2 separate regions of the Homo sapiens genome follow, and region 2 is linked to region 1. Evidence: read pairs that join two places in POLR2A ChIA-PET (ENCODE). Cell type or tissue: PC-3. All regions are shown on one strand.

Evidence for each region. Peaks named below come from ENCODE experiments on the same cell type or tissue, not always from the same donor. Only the 100,000 strongest peaks of a DNase experiment are listed, where the experiment ranks them.
Region 2: POLR2A ChIA-PET joins it to region 1 with 5 read pairs; 3 of 35 experiments call an interaction of 5 or more read pairs at or near these places.

Annotation. Positions count from the first base shown.
Region 1 is chr15:57,876,496-57,880,495 of GRCh38, forward strand. No RefSeq gene overlaps it. Among named protein-coding and RNA genes, the nearest start is that of POLR2M, 170 kb to the left of the region's middle. In PC-3, no CTCF peak of the experiment used is centred here; a DNase peak (open chromatin) is centred at 2,246; H3K27ac peaks cover 1,001 bases.
Region 2 is chr15:57,779,175-57,783,174 of GRCh38, forward strand. It overlaps LOC105370834 (a long non-coding RNA gene), which reads left to right. Exons shown (of 6, transcript XR_001751554.3): 6 at 2,402-3,588. Among named protein-coding and RNA genes, the nearest start is that of POLR2M, 74 kb to the left of the region's middle. In PC-3, no CTCF peak of the experiment used is centred here; no DNase peak of the experiment used is centred here.

The DNA of each region.
Region 1 (4,000 bases):
CATAAAATTAACTTGTAAAACTAAGTACACAGACAGTCCCAGAATACTCAAATGCTGTAATTGCGCTATGCAATGCATTCATAACTTTAGTATGAATCTCCAAAGACAAATCTATCAAAGACAATAATAATTACAGCAACCTGTTAAGAGATCGGTAATATAAAAATATGTAAACTGAGCCATCATAAAATCAAAGTGTGGGGAAGATAGAATTAAAATGTATTTTTAAAAATATTTTTCTTTGTGTCTATTCTTTGTGATCTAAGAAAGGCTGTCATTTCTTTAAAACAACTTGTTATATACATAAGATGTTTCTTGTAATACACCTCATGGTAACCACAATGCAGAAACCTATAATAGATTGACTAGAAATAAAAAGCAAATAATTGAAACATACTATGAGAAAAAAATCACTTAACAAAAGGAAGACAGTAAGAAAGTAAGAAATGGAGAGGACTTAGAAAGCAACCAGAAAACAAGCAACAAAATGGCAGTAGTAAATCCTTACTTCTAATAACTCTGAATTGAAATTGAGTCAGTTCTCCAAGTAAAAGGCATAGAGTGGCTGAATGGATAAAAATAAAAGGAGACCCAACTATGTTCTGCCTACAAGAAACCCACTTCACCTATAAAGACACACATAGTCTAAAAGTAAAGGTATGGAAAAGGATATTTCTTGTAAGTGGAACCCCCCCGCCAAGGATATTTCTTGTAAGTGGAACCCCCCCTCCCAAAAAAAAAGCACTAGCTGTACCTATATGAGATAAAATAGACTACAAGTCAAAGGCTATAAAAAGAGACACGGTCATTATATAATGATAAAGAGGTCAATTCAGCAAGAGGATATAACAATTATAAATATCTCCATTCATCCAACACGACAGCTCCCAAGTATATGAAGAAAATATTAATAGATCTAAAGAGAGAGGGAGGCCGCAATGCGATAATAGTAGGGGACTTTAAGACCGCCCCCCAGTAAAGAACAGATTATTCAGACAGAAAATCGACAGAGAAGCATTGAAGTTAAACTATATACTAGAATTAGTAGGCCAAACTGACATTTATAGAACATTTCCCCCAAATGCTGCAGAATATACATTCTTTTCATAAGTACATGGAATATTCTTCAGAACAGGCAACATTTTAAGCCACAAAACAAATCTCAACACATTCAAAAAAGCAGAAATCATACCAATTATCTTTTCTGACCACAATGAAATAAAACTAGAAATCAATAACGAGGAATCTCAGAAACCACACGAACACATGGAAATTAAACAACATGCTCCTGCACAATGAAGAAATTAAGAAGGAAATTTAAACATGTCTCGAAACAAATAGAAATGGACATACAATATACCAAAATCTATGGGTTACAGCAAAAGCAGTACTCAGTGGGAAGCTTGTATCAATAAATGCCTATATCAAAAAAAGTAGAAAGACTTCAAATAAAGAATTTAATGATGCACCTCAAAAAACAAGAAAAGCAACAATAAACCAATTCAAAATTAGAGGGAAAAAGATAACTGAGCAGAAATAAATAAAATCGAGACAAATAATACAGAAGATTAATAAAACAAGAAGTTGGTTTTTTTAAAAGATAATAAACAACATTGACAAACGTGGGCTAGACTAAGGAAAAAAGAGCAAAGACCCAAATCAGAAACAAGAAAAGGAGACAGACAACTAAGACCACAGCAATACAAAGAATCATTAGACCCTATTATGAACAACTAGATGCCAACAAATTAGAAAACTCAGAAGAAATGGATAAATTACTAAAACATATAACCTACCAAGATTGAATCATGAAGACATAAGAAAACTCAACAAACTAGTAACCAATAACAAGATTGAAGCCATAATAAAAATTCTCCCATCAAAAGCCTGGGACCTTGTGGCTTCACTGCTGACTTCTACTAAATATTTAAAAAACAACTAATGCCAATTCTACTCAAACTCTTCAAAAAAAAATTGAAGAGGAAGAAATGCTTCCAAACTCATTATTAGTGGCCAGCATTACCCTGAAAAATACCCAAACCAGACAAGGACACAACAAGAAAAGAAAACTACAGGTCAATATCACTGATCAACATAGATGCAAAAATCTTCAACAAAATACTAGCAAATCAAATTCAATAACACAGTAAAAAGTTCACTCTCTATGGTCAAGTGGAATTTATCCCAGGGACAGAAGGATGGTTCAACATAGGCAAATCAATAAACATGATTCATCACGTTAACAGAACCAAGAACAAAAACCATGAATCATTTCAGGAAGTACTATAAAAGCAGTCAGTAAAATTCAGTGTCCCTTCATCAAACTGGGTATAGAAAAAACGTAGCTGAAAATAATAAAGGTCATATGTGACAAACCCACAGCTAACATCATACTGAATGGGGAGAAATTGAAGGCCTTTCCTCTAAGACCTGGAAAGAATGACCACTTTCACCACTCTTATTTAACATAGTGCTGGAAGTCCTGCCCAGAGCAATTAGACAAGAGAAAGAAATAAAGGGCATCCAAGTTGGAAAGGAAGAAGTCAAATTATCCTTGTTTTAAACTGTATAATCTTGTATATTGAAAAATCTAAAGACTATACTAAAAAACTGCTAGAACTGATAAATGAATTTGGAAAAGTTGTAGAATATAAAATCACTATTAAAAATTAGTAGCATTTGTATACACCAACATCAAGTAATCTGAAAAAGCAATCAAAAAGGCATTTTATTTACAATAGCTATGAAAAACAGAAAAGACCTAGGAATCAATTTAACCAAAGAAGTGAAATATCTGTATCCGGAAAGTAGAACACTAATAAAAGAAATTGAAGAGGACACACAGAAACTACATTAAATAAATTGTTTAAGTTAAGATCAATTATATTAACTAAATTGTGATAATTATATATCAAAATAATTTTAAAGGTCTGAATAAAAAATAACTTGTGCCAGAAAACAGACACAAAGAAAAATCTGCACCACTTATTTTATGAAGTTAATATAATATTGATTACGAAACCAGATAAAGGAAATTATAGGCATATTTCACTTATGAACATAAATGTGAAAATCAAAGCAAGAATTTTAGCTTACTAAATCAGATGTTGAATTTTGAAAAATACACTATGATTATGTAGCTTATCCAAAAACTCTGAGGCTGGTTTAACATCAGAATTCTACAAATATAAATTGTCTCATTAATAGACTAAGCAACAGAAAATGCATGATATCTCAAGCTACTAGAAAAGCCTTTATTTATTTATGATTTTTTACGGAATAACTGCTTAGAACCCAGAGTAGAAGGTGAGCTGCCTTAATAAAGGTTATTTACACACATGTAAAAACCTTGTAGCATGTGTTATCCTTAATGGAGAGACTTCAGATGCTTTTTCACAGTGGTGAGGCAGGAGAGAGGGGATGTCTCTGAAGAATCCCCACATTGTCCCCATGAGAACTGCTGAGACCAAAGAGCCCCACTTCTAGTCCTCCATGGTGTCAGCCGAGCAAGAACTTTCATGCTGCCTTTCCCTGCTGTCTCCCACCCTGTGATCCTAGGGGGGTTGGAAGCCACAATTAACAAGACTGGGGAGGCAGAAGCAGAGCTCAAGAACTCAAAGTCACCACCTGGGCCACTGCAGCAGCAGCCACCCGGCTCCAGGCCCAAGCTGTGAATGAACATGCAGAAGCTGAAACTGTGGACAAAGTATGAAATTCAGTTTTTTTACTGGACTGAGAATATGAATTATTGAGCTGAGACTGCTTTTATTACCTGAAAGGGACTGTAAAGCCCGTGAGACTTGTCCTAAATATGATCCAAGAGCAGAAAATAACTAGCCCCACAGAACAAATTTAAAGAAGTAGTGGGACCCCAAAATAAAGAGGCTTTGTGATTACAAAACACATGCAGTGGTTATTGTAGGTTATCATTACATCATGATTTTTCACCATAATCCTGGTAGGTGGGTATTATTGTGAGAATAATATTAAATCCATAGAG
Region 2 (4,000 bases), 97 kb before region 1:
ATCACCGTGGTCTTGGACTTCCAGCCTCCAGAACAGTAAGAAAATAAATTTCAGTTGTATAAGCCACAAACAACACACACAAACAATATCTCCCCCAACCCCGCCCAAGCACACATAATCAGAAAAAGAGACACAGGAGAGAATGCATTGGCCATGGACACACCCAGGATGGGTGTGTCTCTGTTCTTTGTGATTTTTTTTTTTTTTTTTTTTTTTTTTTTTTTTTTTTTTTTTTTTTTTTAGTGGGGTGATTATTAACTGCTAAGGTCTAAGACTGTGCCCTTTTTGGTCTATTGCTGTATTCCCGAGCTGCAGCACTGGGCTTTTCTTATGCGGTTGGACAACCTATGCCCTGCACAGAACTGCCTGGATATTGGGGGTGAGAGTGCTGAAATGCAGCCTGTTCCCAGTTTGCCAAGCCAAGAGGCCTGGGCCTGCCTTCTCCTTCCTAACTCACACAGTCTGGCTTACTGGAAGCTCTGCCTAACACAGCACAATGTCTGGCATATCAATTATTTTTTTAAAAAATTAACTGGCTGGACCGGGCATAGTGGCTCATGCCTGTAATCCCAGCACTTTGGGAGGCCAAGGTGGGTGGATCATCTGAGGTCAGGAGTTCAAGACCAGCCTGGCCAACATGACGAAACCCCATCTCTACTAAAAATACAAAAATTAGCCAGGTGTGGTGGCACATGCCTGCAGTCCCAGCTACTTGGGAGGCTGACGCACGAGAATCACTTAAACCCGAGAGGCGGAGGTTGCAGTGAGCCGAGACCACGCCATTGCACTCTAGCCTGGGCAACAAGAACAAAACTGTCTCAAAAAACAAACAAACAAACAAACAAACAAAATGGTAACCGGCTGATCTTGTGCAAGCCATAAAAATTTCTTTATCCATGAATTTATAGTATTATAAATGCTTAATTTATAGGACAACTGGGAAGTTGGGATTAAAAACAGAATATACTTTGCAAAGTCATGTATGACTATAAGATATTCTTTTAGTGTTGCAAAAGCCATAGAGCTTCTATCTTATCAGTAACTCCCAAGTCAATTATCCATACAATAGTCAAATTTGTAGCTCCATTTTTATATGCCCCAATTTTTAGTTCACAAGGAAAAAAAGTACCAATCCCAATGTACCTTTCATTCTCATTAACCTAACCCATAGAACATTGGTTATTATTTTCTTTCTGAAGTGGAAATCTTAACAATACCCTCTCTGAAATAATTGCTGTTTTGCAATATTAGAAATATTTCAACAGTGACAGCTTGGAAATGTTTTAACTTTTAAATACTTAAACCAAATAATAAATAAACCCTTGTGATTAATGTTTCCAGAAGGGACGAGTAACATTATCCTTACAGCTGTTCATGATATAATATCAAAATGAAAAACATGCACGAGAAAAACAGCAAGCCCATGCTGACTTCATGTCACTTTTTTTGCAAATAGCTCTAATGCGAAGACATCCTTAGTAAGACTCAACCAATGATATTTCATCTGATCATCATTTAGCCAAACCACAACAATACTCCTGAGGCCTCTTCAGTTTCACTGACAGCATCTGTCATTTCAGTTACTGCAAATGTGATCTCTTGCAATGATGCTAGCTGGGTCACTCTGTGGCCCGAAAGGAAAATGAATCTCTTTTTAATAAAAATTTTAATGTTTTATTTTTGAGGGAGGACATAATAGTAGCTTAGAAAGAGAGGTTTTTGATGGGTTTGTTTAGAAGGCTTAGAAAATAAAACCAAAACATGAATGTGCAAAAATGCATATGTTACTGATTTAACTATGTACCTGAGCTTCTAAATTGTTAGAATTCCTGTTTACATCAAAGGTAGTTTTAAAGAACAGAAGGCAGAACTATAACTTAAAAAATCCCTAATCTTAGTAGTCAATAATTTATTAGCAGAATTCTCCAGCAACTTATAATTTTATGAGCATAATAATAACTACCATATGTGGCAGGCTTGCTCTGTGCCAGAGGGTCTGTGCCACAGGGTGTGTTAGGTGGCCTTAAATGCCTTATCTGCATTAACTTTGTGACAGTCCCCTGAGGTACGTACTATTTCTCTCATTTGGAACCTGGCACAGATTGGTTGCTGAGCAGGACTCCAGCACAGGGTTGCCTGACCCAAAATGTTGCGCTTGCCCACCCTGGAAGTTTAGATGCCAAGTTATGACTGTCAAACGAATTGGTGAGGAGACAGTATTGGCAGAATTGGTGAGGTTCTGCAACTGTCAAGAGTTTCAGGTTGTGAATATGAATTCCACTTCTTAGCTCCCTCTGCCCCGTGGCTTTTTTTTTTTTTTTGAAATGGGTCCTTGTGATGGGGTGGGGTGGGGATGGGAGTGCCCTCCTGAAGACCTGGCAGTTGTGTCTCATCTTTCCAGGTATATCAAAATGACATCCCTCCTGGATGGCACATCCTCCCCAGACAGCCTGCCCATTCCCTGGCTCTGACAGGCTAGCAAATCCCTGATAACCTCGGAATGCCTCAAGTTGTGTCAATGAAGGGCATTGAGACTTTGATGTTGGACAGATGCCCCATGATGGATGGGCACTGGCTGATACAGTTTCCCACGGTGACTCAGAAGTGCGAAGGAGAAAGGAGGGCTGAGGTGCCAGCTCCAGGCAGGCCAGGCACCCCAGATGTCAGCACCTGCCCGACTGCCTCTGACATACCCTCAGACATACCTTTTGGCATGTGGAGCCCCAGGTGCCTTTCTTCATGTCCAGATAGGAAGACTCATCTTAAGGGGTGTGGCAGCAACTGAGCATGTGTACCACCACCTGAGCTGTAGTTCTTGTTTCTGTAAGAGAAAATGCTCCCACATTATCCTACTACACTCTAGACCTCAAAGGTGAGGCAGAGCGTGAGTCAAGGGATCTGAAATGAAAGCAGTTGTAGTGAAAAGCCCATGAAATATAGCGCTCAAGGGTAGCTGAGTCTTGCAGGCTGTAATTTATGCTGTTTCCTGCTTTGAGAATGTATCCCAACCTTTTGGTTACTAGAAAGCCTCAATTTGAATAGTAAAAGACCTGAATTCTGGGTCCTCTAACTTCTCTTCATGTGTGGCTCAGTCTAACCTGTAGTTTAAGACTCAGACACCATGCCTTCCAGGAAGCCTTCCTTGATGTCTCCAATTCTACATTAATTCCTCCAGTATGAGCTTCCACAGTAACTTAATCTTACCCTGAGGTGTCTATATCAAACTGCTTCCTCACTTGAGGGAAGGCACCAGGTCTTGTTTACATTTTTGCTCTATATCACTACAACACAAGAGAGAATGTGATAAAGGTTGTAACAGACCCAGAAAAACCACTCTAGGAGCTCTGAGAAGGGTAGTTCATGTAAATACACACACATATACATATAGTTCATGTAAATATATGTATGTATACACACACACACACACACACACACAGCCTTCATCAAGGAAGAGATTGCTCTTAGGATGTTTTCAGATTCAAGATGCTGTAAAATTTGTATTGATGATTGCTTTTCTTTCTATCCCTTGTAATTTCTACACTTACAGCTCATTGTTCTTCTCATAGCATTAAAGTCTTCAGCATCTGGCATGAGTGGCTTGTTTTTTTTGTTGTTGTCGTTGTTAAAAAAAAAAAAAAGTACGTTAGACTATATTGAGCAGATCCATTGAATAACCACATTCAGCATACCTAACAGTCATAGGATGTGACTTCATTTGAGGCACAGCGATATCATTTGCTTGGATCCTTTCCATGGTCTTGTTGGGTCGAATGGCTTTGGTTAATTGCTGTTACGAACAAGCTGGGGTTCAGGCAGGTTTAGGTCACCAGGCAGGGCTCAGCCCATAAACCAGAACATGGATCTCCTAAGCCCCAGTCAGGGTTCCTTTCCTTTTGGTAACAGCAGGTCCCCTTTGGCCCACAGTCGACTCACATTTGTTTCCCCAGGGTGTGGATGGCTACAGGAAAGAGGCCAAGTAGAAGCTGGGGGTGCAGGAGGT